3 separate regions of the Homo sapiens genome follow, and regions 1 and 3 are each linked to region 2. The links are chromatin loops, found by intact Hi-C in ENCODE. Cell type or tissue: mammary epithelial cell. All regions are shown on one strand.

Region 1 (8,000 bases), 180 kb after region 2:
TCTTTGTATATTCTGGATAGGAGTCTTTGTTGGACATGTGATTTGCAAATATTTTCTCCCAGTTGGTGACTTGTCTTTTATCCTTTTAACAGGGTCTTTTTCTAAGCGAAAGTTTTTAATTTGATGAAGTCCAGTGTGTCCAGTTTTTCTTTTGTGAATCATGCTTTTGGTGTCATATGGGCTGAATTTTTCTTCAGTGGATGGAAATGCTGCCATTAATGATAATAGATTCCATGTATTACACACTTACCAGCATCTGGGAATTGTGCTAAGCCCTTTATAAGCATCATCTAATTTCATCTTTACCTCAGCTCTATGAAGTCCACATGATGACCCGCATTTTTACAAATGTGGTGGCTGAATCTTAGCAAGGTCAGTCACTTGCTGAAGCTCACATAGTAAGCATTTAGTCAAGTCTGGTTTCAAACTCAGGTATATCTAACTCCAAAGTACGCTGTATCCAATGATGAATTAGGAAAAAAGATTCCCAATCCTAAGTTCTGCCCCTTTGCTTTGCTTTCCCAAAAATGGAAGTGGTTAGTGAGGGAGGCCCAGCCAAAACAGATGAGATGCAGCAAGAATCAGTGATCATCATATCTTAAGTTTTAGGTTCTCAAACTTCAGGTCTATGAGACTCACTTGTGGGAAATGGTTAAAAATGCAAATTCCCAAGCTCTTAGCTTAAAGATTCTAGTGCTGCAGAACAGGAATGGGGCCCAGGAATTTGTGTTTTTCCAAGTATCCCAGTTGATTCTGACAGACCTTTGAGAAATTCTAAGTATCTAAGTTTCCAAATGCACATGATACTGCAGCAGCAACATATGGAACAAACTGATTCGAAAGCTCAGGCTTGTGTCTTCCCCAACATACAGCAAAGTTAAAACAGCTGGTTGATTTGATTAAAATGATCAAATCAGCTTTTGACAGTATTGTTCGGTAACTTTAGTTAAAACAGGCAAGTCAGAAAATTCTCTATATGGCCGGGCGCAGTGGCTCATGCCTGTAATATGAGCACTTTGGGAGGCCGAGGTGGATGGATCGCGTGAGGCCAGGAGTTCGAGACCAGCCCTGGGCAAAATAGTAAAATCCTGTCTCTACAAAAAATACAAAAATTAGCCGGGCATGGTGGCGCATGCCTGTAGTCCCAGGTATTTGGGAGGCTGAGGCACAAGAATTGCTTGGAGGCGGAGGTTGCAGTGAGCCGAGATTGCACCACTGCACTCCAGCCTGGGTGACAGAAGTGAAACCCTGTCTCAAAAAAAAAAAAAAAGAAAGGAAAAGAAAAAGAAAATTCTGTATGCCATCATTCCAACATTAAGGAATGACAGCTCAATAACAATGATAATGATGACCATAATAACAGTCTGATCCAATGACATGGGCTGTGCCAAATCTCATTATGAATCTTTTGTTAACCTGGGCCCTATTGCTTTCAATATTAGATGATGTTTAAGTTTCCTTCACGCTCTAACAACCTATAATTTTACTTTGAGGTTTAAAGACAAGTGCATATCACTGTGAACCGGGAGCCTTGACACTAAGGAGAAAGAGCAGAGAGGTAAAGTCAAGATATTCAAAAGGAAGAAGAGGAAAGGAGAGAGGAGAAGAAAGGGTACCTTTGACGCAAAGCTGCCAACTCTTGGAAAAAAAGGGTAGACCACAAAAGCATGCACACATGCACAAAACCCTCATTATTTTTCAGCTACCGCCTATCTAGATCAGCTGCTGTTAAGCCCTGCATTGCTGACATGAGTCAGAAAAGTATATGCTGTAGTCTAGCCGAGATTAGGGGGTTTGCTTTGTATTACACCAGCTTCCAACTACTATTTCACTGCAGCAAAAATGACAGATGAGGGAAAAACACCCCACCCTACAACCTACGGTGGTGTTTAACATAGGAGATGTGCTCCATCTGCTGGTAGAGACGATGACCACAGGCAGAGAGGCAAATACCATAAAACAGAATAAAGACACTCATTTTAAACTGGATTCTGATTGTTTAGATAAAAAGGGCACCTTTTCTTTAAAACACACACACACACACACACACACACACACACAAGAAAGAAGAAACAAAGAATTAAAATCATGACATTTACAAAGACAGAAGCTATGAAGGAAAAGGGGAAACAGACTGGACAGAGATACAGTGGGAGAAGAAGCATAAAAAATAGGCAAGAAAGTGCTGAAATAGCAAAACTGCAGGAAACAAGCTATTTGCTCATCACTTTAACACAGAAGCTTTTTTAAAAACCCCCACAGGATCTGGAAATAATATGCCACGTGCCATGTTGTAGATGCTTCATTTATATTATTATAAGAAAATATTTTGTAGGGATTCTATCCACATTGACACGATTCACTTGAGTAAGGCCAAGTCTTAATATAGAATCATTATACATTTTGTCATTGTCTGGGGATGTACAGACAATAGTGCTGACACTGAAAGTTCGCAGCAATTTGGAAAAGACTGGAGGGGTTGAGGCATGACCAGCCCTTCTGTGCCTCTTGTGCATATAGTTGGGTCTCTAATGACAACAGCTGTTGCCTACCAAGCCCGTCACTCTTTCCAATCATGATTCTTAGGCGTCTAAAGAATCTGATACTTTTTTTTCTCAAACAGAGCTATGTGCTTTTTGACATGCTGATGAATATTTGACCATCACTTCTCACTTACAGGCATTGACAGTGCAAGTCTGCAGTGTATTCTACAAACAACTTTTTTCACATCTCATAGACTTGCCTTATCAATTGGTCTTGTAGCTTCTCAGGATAAAGAAAGCAGAAAAAGGAACACTTAGGATCTACTAGGCACCGGGCTCAGTGCTTCATAGGCTAGTCATTTAATCTTCACACCAGTCTTATGGGAGTCTTTCCAATTGTCCTTATTTTGAAGCTGTCAAGACAAAGCCTCAGAGAAATTAAAGAATTGCCCAAATGCTATTAACTCATAGATCTGGAAAGCTGACCAAAGGAAATATCATGTGTGGACTTTCTAGCATGAAAATACGCCATGCTGGGAACACTCAGTATCATAATAGAAGCCAGTATTTCTCAACTTGTAGAGCTCAGGCCATGTGCATCAGGATTCCCGGAGTTCCTTGTCAAAAATGCAGACCCCTAATCCTCAGCAAACTGGCTGAATCTGAATCTCTGGTGGAGCCCTGGAATCTGCATTTTAACAAGTGCCAGGAGATGACACATTAAACAAGTGTCAGAGATTCTCATTAGATTTGGGAACCATCTGATATGAGATAAATGAACAAACAGAAAATCCATGCTGGGATACCAAAGATGTGGTTTTAGAATTAATGGCATGGCAGAGGCTTTCTCTATTTTTACAGTTCAGGCTGCTGTGCCATGGGGCACAAACATTATTGCTTGTTACCTGGTTAAACTACTCAGATTCTCTGAGCCAGTTTACTCATCTGTGGAAAGGGAATCATAGCTTTTGTCTCACATAGCTATAGTGAGGTTTAATGCATGTGAAAACACTATAAATTCTAAATAGCTCTGTGGTAAATTGTAAAATATGATAAAAAATTCTCCTGCCCCCTACATCCATACCCTTGCAAGATTGATGTCACAGCTCTTCCCATCAAGACGCGGGGCACTTGCCTCTATTTTCTGAATCTGGACTAAGTGATTTGCTTTGACCAGTGGAACAACAGCCAAGCAACATGACTCAAGCAGAGGCTTGAAGACTCTTGCATTTTGGGGTTTGCCCTCTTCCTGTGCTTGAGATCCTGAGGCCATCATGTGACTGAGTCTCAGTTAGCTTTCTGGAGGATAAAAGGCCACTTCAAAAAGAACCACAGTCAGCCAGCTAACAGCCAATATCCAGCCAACTGCCGGACACATTAAGTGAGGCTATTCTGGCTCATCTGGCCACCTGCTGGAACTTCCAGCTAACTGCAGACTGATGAAGGAAACCAGCAGAAATCAGTAGAGCCAGACTAGACCAGAAGAACTTCCCAGGAAGCCTGCCAAATTATGAGCTAAATGATTGTTGCTTAAAGCCACCATGTTTTGGGAAAGCTCGTTACACAGCAAAAGCTAACAGACGTAGGTTCAGGCACATGCTACTATTTAAGTTATCTAGTATTTTGAGCATGGGTTCTGCGGTTTTCACAGACATTGCCCAGAAGTGCAGACTACAGATGAGCAGACATGAATGCACAAATTTTCAGTCAAGTTATTTCATTCTATGGGCACAACGCCTACCGGAAATTGTTTTACAATATCTCCTGAGCGAAGCATCCTATAAGTAGCAGGGAGGTGGAATGAAAGAACCTCTCCCTATTATCCTAACTCATTGTTTTCATAAAAGAAGTTCAGCAGCCTTATACAGAAGGACAAATAACCTAACTTTTCTCCAAGCTGACTGTCAATAATAATCTAACTCCACAAAAGCATGCATAATCTGCTGCATACCTTCCCGTGCACACACTTTCAACACCCTCCTGCTGGCACCAAGATAAATGGCTTCATCAAAGGCAGCCATGGAGCCTTGCAACCTGTTGAGGCAGAAAAGCTTCCTAGGGGATCAGAAACATCCTGATGCCTATATCAAACATCCTCACTGCCATGTGAAGCATCACTGTGCAGAATACATTAAATAAACCTGTAATGGTGAACAGGGCAGGATTGTCCTACGCCGTTCGCCCCGGGAGTCTTTATACTATGATTAAATGCCTTTGATAGGCATTTTCAAAGTGTGTTGTTCCTCTTGCTAAGTATGTTTGGCGAGAGAACACCATCATCTGGAAACAGTATCTGAGGGATCTCATTCAGTGAAACAAGGTGCAAGTGTTTTCTGTCAAATCCATTTTCTACAACCTGAAAAGTAAGCATAAAATCAAGAATTTTTAAACCTTTCTTTCATTCTCTCAATAGATTTAGAAATCGTGCAATGAATCAATACAGCCGTTTCACCATTCATTTGACGTAGAGCAAATTGCAACCCACTCTGGAAGTAAGTGGCTATTTGCAAGGCTGATGCACCATATTCCAATCACATACTCATTCTGCACCCCACACACTTTATTAGATGGTTTGGTGGCTATTGTTGTTTGAGAATAACCACATAACCCATTTTCTTAAATCTATCTGTAAGCTGTGTTGAATCAGGTTGATATCTTAGAATGCCACTGGGTAATCCAAAATAAGTCTCAGGCTCCTTCTGCTTATTATGCACAGGATTGAATATGTTCACTTACACTGTAGAATCTCAAATGCCCTTTTGAAAGCCTAACAGATTTTCTGGATATAATTTGGAATTTTAAGCTTCATTCAAAAAAAATCAAAATTAGTCTAAATAAAAAATCACCATTAAGTCAATTAATGTGAGTTCTAGAACCAGGATCTTACTGAAAATTTGCTCATATCAGATCAACTGCCACTGAACCATGGTTAGTTAACAATAAGCTTTTATTTGAAAAGTAGATAATAAAAACCAACTGAAGTTGTGGTAGAAATATTTAGGTGCTGGATACAGTCCTGTGGTTGGAAGTGGTCCAGGCAACAAATAATGAATCCCCACCAGAAGGAAATGAATAACCAGTAGAGAATGAAGAAATAGAGAAAACCATCATGTGGGCACAACCAGAGGAGAGAGAGGCAAGCAGATGATATTTGAAGCCATGAGCATGGTGAGCTCTCCCCCGAACATTTATAGAGTGACAATAGAATATTGCTAAGGACAGCACTCCAAGGAGCATCTCTACTAAAAGTATAGGAGGAATATACTCAGTATGAGAGACAAGTGGCCAGATAGGTAGGAGGAAAACCTGGGTGCCCTGTATCACCAAACCAAAGGCAGAGAATGTTTCAACACAAAGAAGATGCCAAGAGAGCAAGTAAGGAATTAGAGGAAGGAAGTCTATTGAATTTAACAAGAAAAATTATTAGTGACTTTGACCAGAGCTGTTTTTGTGGTATGGTAAGCTCAGAGATGAGACTGTAGTGGGTCGAGGAGTCCATAGTAGGTAGAAAATGAAGAAAGCAAGAGTAGACAATTGTTTTAAGAAGTTTAGCCATAAAACATGTGGGAGAAAATGGAAGAAACGGAAGAAGTAACAAGAAGAGAACATAGGATTGGGAAGCCATGCTAAGAGTGGGAAAGGCTTAAGTGTTTCTAAATGTTGACAGGAAGGCACCAGTAGTCAGAGAGGCTGGAGACAGGTGTTCGAGATAGAGACAGAAGAGAAAATGGATGATAATCTGGAGATGGTAGAAGAGGGGCCAGAACACAGAGGTAGAATTACTCTCAGATAGGAGGAGGGACACCTCTTCCATCCTTACAGGAGGGAAAAAGAGAGAAGGGTATAGTTGCAGAGATATTTATACGTCTGGCAGCCAAAAATTTTGTGCACTCCCACCTGATGACTTTTTTCTCAGTGAAGTAGGAACCAAGATACTTCTGCAGAGATTAAGGGGGAGAAGCGAGACCAGAGGTATGATGAGGGTAGAAAAAGTGGAGACTAAGAAGGAGCTAGTTGACTAGGAAACATGAAGGGATTCCTGGATGCATGGAAGGTGGCCTCAGGTGAAGTTAGATGTCATGGATTTATGGCGACACCAGTGGTGTGATTTTCTCCAGCAGTGCTCAGCTGTCTACATATAAGCAAAAAGCAGGAAGGTGGATTTATCCAAGAGTAGAATTCATCCAAGAGAGAAACACTGATTTGTTAGACAGGCAATGGAACAACGTTGTTCAGAATCCTGGTGAAAGAGAGGTTACATTGATGGACCACAGAATTTAAGCTAGATGGAGAAGGGAAGATAGGAGGGAGCTGATATTATATAGGGGAAATTAGTAGGTCAAGTGAGGAGAGGTCACTTGAAGTTAACCAACAGGTGTGGTGGGAGTAACTGGGGGAGGGGAGACACTGAGATTGTTGTCAGAATGGGCTATGTAAACATAAGATGCCAGAGGTGATACAGTTCTAAGAGTGACGAGATCCAGAACAGGGCCATGGGGTGAATGACTGAAGGGGAGTGTAGGCACAGGTCATGGAAGAAGAGAAGATCCACAGCTTGAAATGATAAGGGTGGTTTGTTCTCTACATGGGGGGCAACCTTCATGGGATGATGGCAGGATTGGGGTGGACAGAAAACAACGGGTCATCACTGACTGAGAGGAAGTGGCAAGGAAGCTGGAAGATGACAAAGATGAGGAGATGCAGAGAGTGGCATAGTTGCACTGTGGGAGTCTCAAAAACCCAGAGGGTGGGGGACAGTCTGGAAGAAGAATGAAGAGGCAGGTGAGGGCCTGCATGCCTCACCTCCCAACCTCACACCCTGCTAGTGGGAGACGGAACACCTCCACTTGAGAGACCACAGCAACGGGGTTATAGCTAGGTCTGGGAGGAGAGTGAGCACGGATGTAGGAAGCTTTACTGTGGGAGAGGAGTTGCAAATGGTCTGGTAAAAGTGGTACAGTGTGAGTGGAGAGGAGTGGAAAAATACCTGGAAGGATTCACAGATCACAGCAAATCAGGACCAAAGAAAACTGTGATGTGTGGCATGGATGGTTTGGCTGGCTAAAAAGTTTTCAACATAACTTACTCCATCTTTCTTCTGGTAGCTGGAGAGAAGTGTTAGGGCTGGCTCTTCAGGTGTCTAGGTACCCTGCAGGTAAGCTTTAAGTTTACTTGTTGATATGGTTTGGGTGTGTCCCCACCCAAATCTCATCTTGAATTGTAGCTCCCATAATTCCCACGTGTGGTGGGAGGGACCCGGTGGGAGATAATTGAAACATGGAGGCAGTTCCCCCCGTACTGTTCTCCTGGTATTGAATAAGTCTCAGTAGATCTGATGGTTTTATAAGGGGAAATCCCTTTCACTTCATTCTCATTCTCTCTTGTCTGCTGCCATGTAAGATGTGCCTTTCACCTTCTGCCATTATTGTGAGGCCTCCCCAGCCACGTGGAACTGTGAGTCCATTAAACCCCCTTTTCTTTATAAATTACCCAATCTTGTGTATGTCTTTATCAGCA
Region 2 (8,000 bases):
GCCAAATAACCCAATTGTATCCACTATAGAGAATTCACTATTTAAGTGGAGAGCATCACCGTTGGCCTATAATGTCCCCAGTTTGTAATCAGTTAAGTGTTGCATGACTCCTTACTGCCTCTCAACACATTGGAAATGAAAATGAAACTTGGTAGAAAAGCAGGAACAAAGATAAAATCTTGGTAAGAAGGATTTATAAACTGTTTCATATAGCTGATACTCCATTGAAAGTTATGAAGAAGGTAATTTAAGCATTTTCTTTCTCCCTTTGTAGTTCTGATGACATTCTACAGGTGTGAGGCTTCTAAAATTAAAAAGCCAACTTGTAAGAGCAGAAATAAAAACGCACTTAACAAAGCAAGTGTATTTAGTTTATTAATAATGTGTGGTGGGTTGGAGAGAGCCCAAACCATAGGGCTAAATATACTGCAGTTGATAAGTGTGACAAATATTCTGCAAACAGTAAGAAATAGAGAACATTTTGCCTCTATTCAGCAACTAAAGCACACATTATAGAGATTTGGTACAGGCTGGAGTTGTGTGAATAGTCACAGTTTCTGGACTCGCCCTCACCATGACAAACCAGGTGAAAAATGCACCGCCTTCTCTGTAAATGCACCTCACCTTTTGATGGTGCGCTAAGGGTGACATTAGATAGGCTTCAGTTGCTAAAGAAGACTCTCAGGACCCACAATAACATGGCTTACAAATCCGCGCTCTATTGCCAGAAAAGGCTACATTACAAGAGCATTACTGTCAGGATATGGATCCACAGCCACAGGCTGCCTCCACAGCAAGGGGGTCTCGAGAGGCCAGTGTAATTATTTTGCCACTGTCCTACAAAAATCTACTTTTTCTATATACCATGTATTATTTTTCACATAGGTTAGAGGCCATGTCTCTGTTAGTTCTGAGTTTAAGACGTCTTGAGGACATGGCCAAACTAATTTTCTCAGTTTATATGGTTTGACAGATATTAGTGCCCAAGAGAGGTCTCATAACATGACCCATCTATCTCCCAGGGGAAATACTGTAATCTTGTTTAGCTGTTACCCACTAGGGAAAGAATGGTTTTCTCTCAGTCAGATGCTAAAGAGATTAAAGAACACCTCGTAGGTTCCGTTTTCTAGTAATTATTGGTTCCATTCTCCAGCTATCAACCTTGGCAGCTTGCCATCCCTATCCTTCCTCCTGGAATTGGATGCCCTTGAAGTGCGCTTCTTGCACTAGGAAGTCTTTCTCGTCAGTTTATCATTTCTCATTCAAAGCAAATTCTACCTGGCCAGGTATCTCTAGCCCAGTTCCTAATTCTCCTAATAGAAGTTTCTTTTATTTCAAGTGGATTCATGCCCCTTGGCCCACCAGACATGTTGCCATTGAGAAATAGCAGCTTTAATGGGAAATACACATGAGACACAAAAATGTGACTAGGCTAAAATCATATGAATAGTAGTCACTCCTAAAAGGACTTTGGTTTGGGTATGTCACAGAAATTTCTGTAGCCATCCATATCCAATTTCTAGCTTTTCAGTCTCAGGAAAGTAGGCCCACCAAATTCAACTTAAATATCTGTCACTGATTCAAGCTGTCCCAATTGTCCCTCCACCCACTAATGGCTTTCCACACGGAGTAATGGGGCAAATAGCTATTTTTTTAAACACATAATGTTATGACAGATGAAACATACAGCACGTAAGCCTTCTATCACATGCCCAATACCTTTGTTAAACCTTCATCATCACAATTGATGGCCACACAGTGTTTATTGAGATTGTTATAAATCATTGTTCTTCAGATTTGACTGGGTAAATATTCCCTCAGGTTATTTCCTGACACAGCTGATTAATAACAGATATGTCCTGTGAAAGAAGAACCAAAAGACATTAACGAATACTAACCAAAAGCCACATTAATATTGCTCCATGGTGTTGTAGTCGCAGTTAGAACGCCCATCTCGTCATCCAGTGTGTTGGATAGGTTGGCTGACTCTCCCACTCACATCTTGGCTCTTTCAAGGAGGAGGAGGTTTTAGCAGAGTCCCCCACCCCAAGAGGCATCTGAGTCTAAGCCAAGGGAGCATATTATTCTCTTATTTTAAACCTCTCCGTAGGCAGCAACATTATATTAGGTTTTCCCTTTAAAAAAAAAAAAAAGTATCGGCTGGGCTCGGTGGCTCACGCCTGTAATCCCAGCACTTCGGGAGGCCGAGGCAGGCAGATCACGAGGTCAGGAGTTCGAGGCCATCCTGGCTAACACGGTGAAACCCCATCTCTACTAAAAATACAAAAAATTAGCCAGGCGTGATGGCGAGCGACTGTAGTCCCAGCTACTCGGGAGTCTGAGGCAGGAGAATGGCGTGAACCTGGGAGGCGGAGCTTGCAGCGAGCCGAGATCGCGCCACTGTCCTCCAGCCTGGGTGACAGAGCAAGACTCGGTCTCAAAAAAAAAAAAAAAAAAAAAAGAAAAAAGAAATAAAAAAGTATCTTTGGTGGTTTCCTTCCCCTTGCAACAATCTCACCTTTTTCCTTTTATCATTAATTTTAAGCCAAACCTCTTCCCCAGCTACACACACACACCACACAATGCAGACAGTCCCCAACTTGTGAAGTTTCAACTTAACAATTTTTTGATTTCACAGTGATGCAAAGTGATATGCATTCAATAGAAACTCTACTTCTAGATTTGAATTTTGATCTTTTCCAAGGCTAGTAATATGCGGTATGATACTCTCTCCCCTTGCTGGGCAGCAGCACTGAACCTCAGCTCCCAGTCAGCCACAAGATCATGAGGCTAAACAACTGACACTTTACTGTGTAAGGTGTTGCTAGACAGTTTTGCCCAACTGTAGGCCGATGTAAGTGTTGGGAGCACATTGAAGGTAGGCTAGGCTAAGCTGTGAGTTTCAGTTAGTTAGGTGTATTAAATGCATTTGTGACTTAAGATATTTTCAACCTATGATGGGGTTGTGTGATAGCTTCAATTAGGCAAGGCACAAGGAAGGAGTAATCCATTCCATTGATCCTTGTGGAATGCTTGTGCTTAAGTACCAACTAATAGCCATAGTATCTTATTTTGGAATATTACCAGCCTTTGAAACTCTTAATTGTAGCCCCAGTTCAGGGACTACTAGGTCTGGCATCAAAAAAGAAACCTGTAGTGACATAGGGAATACCTGTAAGTGCCCCACTTGAATTATCTTTTTAATTGTAACTGGTCTCACAGGTGTAGCCCATTTCTCAAAAATGATAGTTGCTTCAGCTTTTTGGTTGGGACTCCACCTGCAGGCCAGAGAGGGTGAAGCCCAGTGGAAAGAAATTCTGAACTTAACATTAGCTTTTGGATTTTTTTTTAGCAGCCTTGCCATCAGTTTGCAATTGCCTCCTAATCCATTTTGTTAGCTCCTTAGGTTCAAGTTCTCTCACTTCCAGATTCCACTAGAAAGTTACACCATCAGTAACCAATTTCAAAGCCTGTGTTACTTTTCAACCAAGCGTAGCTTGTTGAGCAACTTCAAAGGTTCTTTTTCATCCCTTTTATCAGAATCTTCTTTTTTTCTTTCTAAATAATGCCTCAGTCATACTTTTAGCTAAGAATGAGTTGGAGGTGTTCTAAACAATCTTGCTTCTGACACTCACTGCCCTGACAGTGGAAGTTAAACAGGGTTCAATTGCTAAAGAGGACTCACAGGAACCAAATGACAGTGCTTACGAATCTAGAGTTCCTTGCAGAAAAAGGATGCAATATACCCACAACATTAAAACAAGAATAAGTGTCACAGCCACAGCCTGCCTCACAGCATAGGGTCCAGAGAGGACAGGTGCAAGCTATAATTGCCCTCTGTCTGCAAGAGCCACACCACGATGCATTTTCTCTCTTGGAACAAGAGCTACTGATGTGAGCACAGAACACCTTGGAAACCAGGGAGCACAAATTGGAGTTTCAGCCAGGGTTTCTTATATCCCGTGGGTAACCTAGGCATACTGTTCCTATGTAACCAGCCTCAAACTCAGTGGCTTCCGTTGGTCTGACTGTGCCCGGGTAAAAATGGTCAATGTTACTGTTAGCAATAAACAATGGTGATAACCTGCAACCCATGGCTACACTTCAACACAGTAAGTCACTTTGAAAAGCAAGTGCTTTGACCAGGGCTCTGCACTGTGTAGATATTTTAGCAAGTCATCTCGTGCCAACTCCAGCCTCTCTGGAATTAACCCTTACTGCACAGACAACTACATCAAAGTGCATTGACTTTCTTGAAGTGCAAAGATTTGCTTGGGAGGTCCCTCAGCCATAAGTGTAAGTTGCCTGTAGAGTGGCATGCCTGGGCAAGAAAAATCAGCAAACATACAGCAGTTCTTCCACCATTACTCACCTCTTTCTGTTTCTGTGCTAATTAGATCACAGAATTATTTATACATCAACATAGAATATACAGATTGACCTATAGGATGAACTTGGGGTTATATGGGCACCATGAGACTTTTTTTTTCTCCACTAACCAACTTTTTGGTGCTTCTGTTTTATCCTACTGTTGTCATTAGCATGGAATGCAGAATGGTTTTCCTGTTCTGTAAAGTCAGTAAGGACACCTTCTGCCACCCACTTTTCCCCCTTACAATATGTACCTCCATGAGAAATCAGAAAACCTAGATATCCTGCCATAACACCCAGAGTGAGTCTCCATATCTCTGGTCTCAGTTGTCTCAACTGCAAAATGATTTTAAAGCAACCTTCTGGCTCTAAGAGTCTATCACTCTGTAAAAGACAAAAAAAATCTGTCTTACATAGGAAGGAATAGCAAGAGTTAGCTACTGTGGCATACATAGAAAGGAAAAGAATGAGCTTTTGAAGCTAGAAGGTTGAGAAGATGATTAGGCACAACCAGAGCCTCAGGAACCATTAGTGGGATCCCTGTGTTGAAGTCCTGCCTGCTCGCCGCCCCCCAACCGCCACTGTCTGCTTTTCCTGCACAGCAAAGAGGATCCTGGAGAGTCAGCCATTTCTTTTATCCTGTCCCCACCCTCTCTCACCCCCACAGCCCTCATGCATAGGGTACCACCACATGGTCCCTGTTCTTCAATGGCTTCAAAGCCTATAGCATCCTCTACTGTAAACATAATTTAGAAAGTGAAGATGTATTAGAATACTTGGGTTTTTATGTAGCTTTAAAGATATATCTACTAGTGAATACACACAAACACACACACACACACACACACATACACACACACATATATATATATATATATATAATATATTTAATGGAAATTCCTAGCTTAAGGAAACAATGGTTTCACACAACTGTATCTGCTGGTTGCTTATTGAGGGTCCTAGAAAGAGCTAATCATTACATTTAATGTTTCATCAAAAAGTCTAGGTGTGTTCTCTAAGATGCTCATTTTGAAAAGCATATGCATGGCAATTAAATTGTCCCTATTGATATTCTCACCTCCTTTTCGGGTCCATAGCATGGATTGTGTATACCTAAATGGAAATTTTTTCAAAATAGCTCCATGAAAGTTGAATTCTGTTTGACATGTTTGTTTAGGGAAATGTGCTCTTCAGTCTTCTGTGATGGATTGTTCTTGTGTTTAACCACATCCAGTTTTAGCAGAGCACACTGCACAGTATTTCTCTCCTAACTGTGTCATCTTCTGCTCCTGTAATTTCAGAGCAATTGCTTTGCTCCCCTCTGGAGCTATTTCTACTCAACATTTGCTGTTCTATGTGTTACCCATTCACCTGTACAGAGATAAGAGCAGGCCCCATAAAATGAAATGCATGCAGTTTTTCTCTGTTCATTTCCATCACACGGCTAAATAAGACTCTTAATACAAAAGTGATTCGAAAAATTTTCACTAGTTACTTCTTAAATGCCTGGATCAGAGGCAAAATATTTATGATGACTAAAGCAGAGTAACAAAAAAGAAAATAATTGAAAAACTTCAAACCACCCATAGCTTCCTTCAGTATATAAGGAAACATGTTGGGAATATTGGTGTTTGGAAGAAATCCATTCCTCTCTTCCAGTAATGGAGCTGGCATACCGTGTTTCTAAGTGTTCCTACTACGTGCACTTGAGTATGTGCCCTCTGAGGAAAACAAGCACACAGAAGAGAGAGAGAAGAAAAGTTTGAGTCTTTTGTCTCTGGACCTCGCTCCAGCCTCCCACGCAGTCTTCTTTCAGCCATTCCCTCCTCACGTCCTCCCGTCCTCCTGCCTCCTTGCATTGCTTTTTAAAATTCTTTATTATTTTTCTCACTTGATTCTTCAGATAAGTCTCCCAAGTTATCTTCCTTCCTCCCACTTTAAAGAAAGTCTCAGCTTCCATGAAAAGGGTCATTTCTCTATCTTTAGAGTATTTCAGAGCAAAAACAGAGGGGCCTTCCCTTCCAAGGGAGGAGTGCAGACTCCTGCTTCCACCACCATGTCTGTTTCATGCTTCTGGGGAAACTCCAGGATTTTCTGTTTTCCTTTTTTTAAAAGAGAAAAATGTGTGCGCAATATAGGTGGAAAAGTATTTTTGCACAAACCTACATAGGTATTAACCACTATTTTTGTTTTTTTCTTAATATTTAATTAGAACTGGCCATGAATAACTTGTAAAATATACTAAAGCCTTAAGTTTGCATTTCTTTATTACTGGGAAAGGTGTTTACTGAGCGGGATTTACCTCTATTTATGTGAACTACATTTATAATTGAATTGCCCCTTCCCCCTAGATGCATGAGAGATTTACTTAATTAGCATTGATTCCTTGCCTCAAAGGACTGAGAATTCCAACCAGAGCTTAGGTGTATAAGGTAGTATAAAAGCAATGTTGTTGTGTTTCTAGTTTGGCTAATAAATTGGCTTTAGAGAAATGCATCTTTTCATGACACTTGGGAATAAAGCTTGTGATTTGCTGATGTTGGACAAGGTTGAAGTTTCACTTTTGTTAAATTTTTGTCCCCAGCATAAGATTAAACACCTCCTCAGATCAAGGGAATTTTCCTCCCTCAGCCTTATAAAGTTGTTAGAGGACTTAGAAAGAATATTATGAAATACAATTTGAAGGTGAAAGGAGAAATAAGCGAGCCTCAGGTCTGAAAACTGGATAGATTATGCAATTACTTTAGTTTGCCTATAGAAAATTTTAGTGGAGAGTATTTTTTTCACCTAATATTAGGGTAGCAGAGAGATGCTGAGGTGACTGATATTTCAAGGAGAAAAGCGCTTAATGATTATAAATGCATAGCTAGAAATAGAGTTTACACAACCTTAGCCATACAGATTAATCTAACAGATCTTCTCTAATGCTAATACAAGAAAGTATCATCGGATCTCTTTAAAAATTTCTGCTAAAACATTTTTTTTTTCTTATTCAGGTGACAATTGACTCTGTTTATGTAGAACAGGCTAGGTCCCCTTAACTCTCAGATATTCCCCAGTAATCCAAGGATGGGAATTATATCTTTGCCCATATCTTCACCCAATGCCAGTGAGATTTAAGAACAACTTCAGATCCTGAATACTGATCAAACTCATCAACTTAGAGTCGAGGCATAAAAATAAAACACCTTTCAAAGAGAGTGTGGTTCACGTTTGGTGTTTATTAAAGGGTATGAGAGAGTCCTAGCTAGGATTCTCAGAGGAAAAAGGACACTGAAAGGAAGGTTTTACTCTTTGAGTCATTTGTGATTTTATTTGTTTTTTGCAGTGGATCTCTTGAGCCTGTCAGCTGCATGTGATGCCTTGGACCAGCACAACCTCAAGCAAAATGACCAGCCCATGGATATCCTGCAGATTATTAATTGTTTGACCACTATTTATGACCGCCTGGAGCAAGAGCACAACAATTTGGTCAACGTCCCTCTCTGCGTGGATATGTGTCTGAACTGGCTGCTGAATGTTTATGATACGTACGTATGGCATGTTTTTATTTCCCGGGCTCTGTCACAGGAGGCTTAGCGTACAGAATGGTGAAGTGTAATTAGCATTACAACAGGGCCCTGGAAGCT
Region 3 (8,000 bases), 79 kb before region 2:
ATAAGTAAAATTCATGTGAGCAGTAATTGCAGCTATGAACCATGTTATTTGTTCCCACTTGTCCAACTGTAATTCTTTCACTTAGCTCAGAGTAGTTCTTTGTAACATTAGGGCCCACTCATCTGCCTTTAGGTAGGGTTTTAAAAGATGCCTAGAAAATAGTTCTGTGCTAGAAATCAGAGACTCTTGACCTACTGTAAAGGGAGCAGTAAGCACGTTTCCTCAGGAGAATCTTTCTACATACTGCAGATTCCCATAAAAATCTTTGTGACAAAATTGCCTTTACTGAAACCATCATCCATTGGATTAAAAAATAGCTTACCATTAGCTTTTTGAAAATAGAAAACGTTGAGCCTTTTCAATGATACTTTCAATAGTTTTTCACAACTATGAGTCCTCAAGCTATCAGTCTTATTTTTAGATACCATACTTATAAGATAGTTATAGAATTTATAGAGTATGGTTTAAAAGACTATTCAATTATAGAGCAATCATTCAGTTTATTCCCATGGCAGAAGTAAATGGAAACCACTCCAGATCAACAAGAATCTACTCTCTTCTGATTCAGAAAAGAGATTTCCTATCTTTTCATGAATAATCCATGTTCAATGTTTAACACCTCAGGAAGATTTTCTTAATAGCTTCTTCTGGTCATAAATCCTTGGTCTGTCATCAGGGACATATTGAAGAGTTAGTTACCAAAGTTCTTAATGTCTCCCATTGTAAAAAAAAAAAAAAAAAAAAGTCACTTTTTGGATTGTTTCTTTCATAGAGTCCATGCTTCTGTACGCTTAATACTTTAGCTTTTGACTTCAAGCTTTAGGTAATGCAAATGAAGCTATTACATCACCAAAGTTAAATTTTTCTTGTAAGTATATTCTCAACATTCACAATTGAGAGCTGCCTCTTCTTTGGCTGGTATAAGGTTTTAATTTATTGTAGCACTTTCACCCTAGAATGGCAAAAAATGTTGAAATCAATTCCATATATCACCAATACAAAGTACTAAGTCAAGGCCGGGTGTGGTGGCTACGCCTGTAATGCAAGCACTTTGGGAGGCCAAGGCGGGCAGATCACTTGATGTCAGGAGTTCGAGACCAGCCTGACCAACATGGTGAAACCCCATCTCTACTAAAAATACAAACATTAGCCAGGCGTTCATAGCGAGCGCTTGTAATCCCAGCTACTTGGGAGGCTGAGGCAGGAGAATCGCTTGGACTTGGGAGGTGGAGGTTGCAGTGAGCCAAGATCATGCCATTGCACTCTAGCCTGGGTGACAGAGCGAGTCTCAACAAACAAACAAACAAAAATATTGAATTGTACACCTTAAATGGGCGAATCGTATGGTATGTATACTAAATGTCAATAAAGCTGTTATATGAAAAAAAAATGCTAACACACACATTCTGAAAGTATATTAAAAGCAAACCTACGGCCGGGCGCGGTGGCTCACACCTGTAATCCCAGCACTTTGTGAGGCCGAGGTGGGCGGATCACAAGGTCGGGAGATCGAGATCATCCTGGCTAACACGGTGAAACCCAGTCTCTACTAAAAATACAAAAAATTAGCCAGGTGTGGTGGTGGACGCCTGTAGTCCCAGATACTCGGGAGGCTGAGGCAGGAGAATGGCGTGAACCCGGGGCTGGAGCTTGCAGTGAGCCGAGATCGCGCTACTGCACTACAGCCTGGGCAACAGAGTGAGACTCCATCTCAAAAGAAAAAATAAAAATAAAAAAGCAAACCTACAATGTCTCTTACAAACACAGGCAACTATTCAATTCCGAGTTTACACTACTGAAACACACATGAATATGACACTAAGAGAATCACGTGGATCTGCACTCTTCAATCAACACTACGTCTCTGAGCACAAGAATTTTACATCTGATTTCCATTTGGGGAAATAGATTCAGAATGCCATAAACCAGATACTTCTTGCCTTCCTTTAGTGGTCATTTCTGCCATTATCATTTAAGGGAATGGATCTCCTTCTCCCAAAACTGTTACCCTAAGATTACAAGCTTGTCCTTTAACTTATCTCTGAAAGCACACCTCTATAACGGGTCATCAGTATTCAGTCAGCTAATTAGACTGCAGAAGTACGTTTACTCAAATGTGAGGAGATAAAATTGTGAAATGTAAGAGGAAGAAAGAATGTCAAAGATAATCCAACCCAAACTCTTCATCTTACAGATAGGAAAATGGAAGTCCAAAAGGGGAAAGTAATTTTAGTAACATGGCTAAACTGGTCTAGAAAACCAGATCTTCTGATACCTGATCCCATGGTCTTTCTAATGCCATGGATGTTCGGGTAGAGGATATATTCAGGTAGATAACTTATAGATAGCCCCATGTGTTTGTATAGCACTTTATCGAACACTTTCACCTCTATTATCACACTTGATTCTTACAATATCCCATGGAATGTTTGAGTATCATATATGATTATTCTTATTCCCACAGACTTGGAAACTGAGGCTTTGAGATGTCTGGATCTATCTTAGATCATTTGCTATGGACTAGAATCTGGGACTAAGTTGCTTTTGTCTAAGCTGTGTGTTTGTTCTGTTGTGCCGTATTGTTAATTCATTTCTGTTGGTAAACAACACAAAGGAAAAACTTCTATAATTATGTTTCTTTTTCATCCTCAGGTCATCTATCCTACTTTTTATCTAAGCTTTGGAAAATATTATGTGCTTTCCTTTTTTTTGTATTTTCTTTTCGTAGAGATGGCAGCAGGGGGTAGTCTCACCATGTTGCCCAGGCTGACCTCGAACTCCTTGGCTCAAGCGATCCTCCTGCCTTGGCATCCCAAAGTGCTGGGATTACAGGCGTGAGCCACCACACCTGGCCTATTATGTCCTTTCTTTAGCTTGCTCGTTTAACCATTTGTTTGGCAGGGGGAGTCAGAACTGTGTTTTACTTAGTCGATTAACTGATAGGACAATTTAATATCTACCCTGCACTGGCAGTAACCCCCATAGCCCCGCTCTGTGTCTCATTCTGTGCCCTGAACAACCTTGTCTTAAAAACATTTTAAAAGCAGCAAGTATGGGGAGATTTCTTATCTCCATATAATACAGAAGCAAGTGTAGAGTATGGCTACGGAAAACAACCAGCAGGTGAGGCTGTGACATAACAATTTTAACCCAAGCCTCACTGCCACATTGAGGTATCCTTGTTCAATAAATAGATCAGAAAATATGGTGTAGTTTTTCCCTAACGCTGTCTAAACAGCAACAACAAAAAATCATTACCCATAGTATTTCAGTAATGTGTTGTATTGAATGCATTGTTTTCGAGGGCGTTTTCAAAAAATAAGTTGATTGAATCTCTTTTTTTTGCTTGAAGAATGACCCACATTCAGAAAGTATACAGATGAAACATGTTCAGCTCAATGCAATTATCACAAAATGAATACACCTATGTTCGCCATCTAGGACAGTAAATAAAACATTATCAGTAGCCCTAAACCAGATTACACACACACACACACACACACACACACACACACACACACACTAAACCAGACTACACACACACACACACACACACACACACACCGGGTTGGGGGAGTGGTGAGAGAGAGAGAGAGAAAGCGAATATTATGTTAACAGTTGGGGAGTCTAAGTGAATGGTTTATGGGTGTTCTTTTAACATTTCAATTGGTTTAAAATTTTCAAAATGAAAAGCTTGAGGAGAAACATAGAATATAACCACTACCTCAGAAATCACCACCCTACCTCACCCACATTCCCTCTCCCAATCACTATTCCTCCCTCATCTTAAAGGTAACTGCTACTCTGCCTTATAACACTATGGTTGAGTTTTGCCTGTTTATTTGAACTCTATAAAAATGGAATTGTACAGTATATAACCTTTTGTATCTAGGACTCAACATTGTGTTTATGAGATTAACTCATGTTGTTGCATGAATCTGTCATACATTTTCATTGCAATTTGATATCCCATTTAAAATGTATACTATAATTTATCCATTCTATTGTTGGGGAACATTTTGGTTCTTTCCAGTTTGAAGACATTATGAATAAGGCCTCCTATGAACATTCTTTAATGCGTTTTTTGGCACACACGTGTGTACAACTGTGTTTGGTATATACTTTGCAGTAAAATTGCCTATGTTGAGGGTAGGCATATGCTGAGCTTTAGTAGATACTCCTGGTTTTCCAAAGTGGTTGTACCAGTTTACACCATCATTAGCAGTATATGAAAGTTCTAGTAGCTCCACATCTCAACAATACTTGATACTTGTTAGTCTTTAAAATTTTCGCCATTGCAGTGAGTGTGTGAGTAGAATCTCATTGTTATTTTAATTTGCAATTGTCTGATTACTTATGAGGTTGAATATTTTTACGTGTATTTATTGACCATTTTGGATATCCTGTTGTGTGAAGTATCTATTCAGTCTCTTGCCTATTTTTTTTATTGATTCATCCTTCTTTTTCTTATTGATCTGTAGGAGTTTTTTTTACATATTCTAGTTTGTAGCCCTTTGTAAATTGTATGTGTTGCAAATATCTTCTCCCATTTTATAGCTTTCCTTTTAATTAAATTGTTTTTTTGATTGATAGTTCTTAACTTTAATATAGTCCAATATGTAAATTTTTCCTTAGGGTTAATTCTTTTGTGTCCTCTTTAAGAAATCTTTCCTAATACAAGATAATGAATGTATCCTCTTTTATTATCTTCTAGAAACTTACTATTTTTTAACTTTTCCATTTAGATATATAGTACACCTGGAATTGACCTTTTGTGTAATATGTGAGATAGAGATTGAGTTTTATTTTTCATAATATGGATATCTAGTTGGCCCAGTACTTGATGCTAAACATTCATTTAGAATTCATTTGATAGTATTTCCTTTAGAGTTATTGCATCTGTGTTTATTAGTTATATTGGTCTGCCATTCTTGTCAAGGTTTGGTATGTGGATTATTCTGGTTTCATAAAGGCAAGTAGGGAAGCATTGCCTCTTCTAGTCTCTGGAAGAGTTTCTTTAAGATTGGTATTTCTGCCAGTGATATGATTTGGCCTTGGAATTTTCCTAGTGGGAAAATTTATAATTACAGTGTTTATTTCTTAAATAGTACAGGGCTATTCCAATTTTCTATTTCTTCTTTTGTCAGTGTCAGTTGACTTAAAGCACACTAAGATACTCTAAGATTGCTATGGTCAGCCTTTGCTGGTCTAAACCAGAGGTTGCAAACTGAAATGCCAACAGAGGGGCTAGCCTGCTACTGTAACTGGGCAAGGCTAGCGAAGCGTAAGTTAATGGGAGCTGGTAGGGACTATAGAATACATGTGCCGTTATAGAATGGTGGCTCCGGAAAGTTATTGTCATGCAAGAATAGGAGCCCAGCATGGACAAATCATTCCTTTTAAATGAGAAGTCAGAAGGTTGGATTATTCTGTAAAATATCTCTGAATATTTAAATGTTGAGTAATTCAGATTAAAAAAAAAAAAACTGTGTGGGCTAATCAAAACATTTGTGCATGCCAAATTTAGCCCAAAGTCTGCTAGTTTGCAACTTGTACTTTCAACTAATGAAAAGCGTAATAGCACAGATATAATTCCATTTTCAAATAATATAATTCATTTATAGTTGACATTTATTTAATTTACACTTAAATATGAATTTGTCATTTAATTTACCATATTAAAAAAGTTTAGATTTTAAGACATCCAAGTCTGCAAATAACTAGAATATTTTCATTTACTCTCATGTTTGTGTACTTATTTTTCCTTAAATGTTATTTTCATGATATACTTAGTGTCTTGTGGACATTCCAAAAAACTGATTTGACTTAAATTGTCCTCACTCCAAGCTTTAAAATTGCTTAGTTCATAGCCTACCTTGCCTAAAGCAAACCTGGTAGTCTCATTTCAAGTTACTGGATTTTTTGTTTGTTTGTTTGTTTGCTTTTGCCTTGTTTCTTTTCAAGGTTATATAGAGTGAAGGAATATCAGACTTCTTTTAATTTTTGCAGGGAATTCAGATTGCTGTGGATTAAGATCCTATATATAAGATGCTTAGGATAGAGGCATCATGAATGAAAAATTATTCATATGAACACACTTTTTAGAGTATTATTTTTATTCATTCAGCAAATAATCATAGCTGCCATACTAGGCAGGTAGGGACCATGAAGACTACTGTCCTTGTAGTCTAAAGTCTTGTAGACTAATAAGATATGTATAACTGTTAAATAGTACACTGAAAATACAACCTTAAACAATCAAAATATTTGCAAATTGTATTTAGTTGACATGATTGCATAATTGTATTTATGTGACAATTATATTTGTTATTCACATATTTAGGGAGTCAATATGTACTTAAGGTAATCTTTGAGCTATTTTCAGGATGAGGTATTAGCTCATTACTATTAATACTACCATCACCAAATGCATTACCTACTTATCTGCATTTCCAGGAAAAATTCAGGAAATTAGGATTTTTAAAATAATAAAATAATAGTAAATAAGACTGGGCATGGTGGCTCATGCCTGTAGTCCTAGCACTTTGGGAGGCCGAGGCGGGTAGATTGCTTGATGCCAGGAGTTCAAGACCAGCCTGGCCAACATGGCTAAACCCCATCTCTACTAAAAATATAAAAATCAGCCAGGCATGGTGGCGTGCACCTGTAATCCCAGCTACTCGGGAGGCTGAGGCATGAGAATTGCTTGAACCCAGGAGGCGGAGGTTGCAGTGAGCAGAGATCATGCCACTGCACTCCAGCCTGGGCGACAGAGTGAGACTCTGTCTCAAATAATAATAATAATAATAATAATAATAATAATAATAAACAGAATAATAACCTAAGTGACTATATTTGATATATAGTTAAGTGATGTTTTTGTAGACTTTACTAAACTAAAAAATAAATTAGCAGTTATTTAATTTTCTAGTTTATAAAGTACCTACTTACATAAAGTTGCATATATTACTTCATTTAATTTTAAAAGAATATCGTAAAATATGTAGGATAGATTTCCATTTTATAGTCAACAATACTTATTATTTCAATACATTATGTGATTTTTTTTCCCCCAGTATCACAGTGTTAGAGCCCAGGTTCAAACCAGCATTTTCTAACTGTAAGTCTGGAAGTCTGTCTGCTTACTCTATGTAAGATGCCTTATGAAGTTCATAGAGGAGACAGCTCAGTGGATTCAGGCCTGGTCTTATATTTTGCTGTTCATCTTGTTTTAAGTGTTATGTTAAGCAAATAAAACATAACTTTAAACATTCTGTTTACTTTTAAAATTTGATTTAGAGCTAACAAAAATTAGAATTTGTACTCCATTTACAACGAACAGAACAACCAAATAAGCAAAATTGTATTTGCGTTGTCAATTACAATAAATAATTATAATGGTATATCAGAGTGTTAAATTTTGATTTTTTTTTTTTTGAGATGGATTTTATTTTATTTTTTATTTTTTTTTTTTTTGCTCTGTCACCCAGGCTGGAGTGCAGTGGACTGCAACCTCCACCTGCTGGGTTCAAGTGATTCTCCCGCCTCAGCCTCTCGAGTGGCTGGGATTACAGGCACCCGCCATCATGCCCAGCTAATTTTTGTATTTTTATAGAGATAGAGTTTCACCATGTTGGCCAGGTTGGTCTCAAACTCCTGGCCTTAGATGATCCACCCGCCTCGACCTCCCAACGTGCCAGGATTACAGATGTGAGCCGCCACACCTAGACTAAAATTTTATGTTCTTATATTTCTTTAAGGAAAGCAAAAATGTTGACAGAGAGGGTTAATACTAGTTATATATACAAAAAACCTAAAAATAAGATTTTGGATTATTCTATTATATGATTATTCATTTATTGAAAATCATAAACTAATTGAATGACTGAGAGCAGCACTAATGTGATTACTTTGGTAGGAATCTGTCCTCCAAAGTTGTCAGTTGTCAGTTATTCTTAGCATTTTGAACTGAAGTCTATGTAATTAAGTCACCTGTTGTT

What was found. A loop is a pair of places that touch in the nucleus more often than their neighbours do. Peaks named below come from ENCODE experiments on the same cell type or tissue, not always from the same donor. Only the 100,000 strongest peaks of a DNase experiment are listed, where the experiment ranks them.
Region 1: a loop joins it to region 2, with 6 times the contacts of the local background. A loop is called at or near these places in 12 of 110 quality-filtered maps.
Region 3: a loop joins it to region 2, with 18 times the contacts of the local background. A loop is called at or near these places in 8 of 110 quality-filtered maps.

The regions. Positions count from the first base shown.
Region 1 is chrX:31,032,961-31,040,960 of GRCh38, reverse strand. No RefSeq gene overlaps it. Among named protein-coding and RNA genes, the nearest start is that of FTHL17, 35 kb to the left of the region's middle. In mammary epithelial cell, CTCF peaks have their summits at 1,914 (motif pointing left) and 3,895; a DNase peak (open chromatin) is centred at 3,840.
Region 2 is chrX:31,209,399-31,217,398 of GRCh38, reverse strand. DMD (dystrophin) reads left to right here. Exons shown (of 79, transcript NM_004006.3): 65 at 7,700-7,901. Among named protein-coding and RNA genes, the nearest start is that of FTHL17, 140 kb to the right of the region's middle. In mammary epithelial cell, a CTCF peak has its summit at 3,275 (motif pointing left); no DNase peak of the experiment used is centred here; H3K27ac peaks cover 970 bases.
Region 3 is chrX:31,288,728-31,296,727 of GRCh38, reverse strand. All of the region lies in intron 62 of DMD (dystrophin), which reads left to right. Among named protein-coding and RNA genes, the nearest start is that of FTHL17, 220 kb to the right of the region's middle. In mammary epithelial cell, a CTCF peak has its summit at 3,122; no DNase peak of the experiment used is centred here.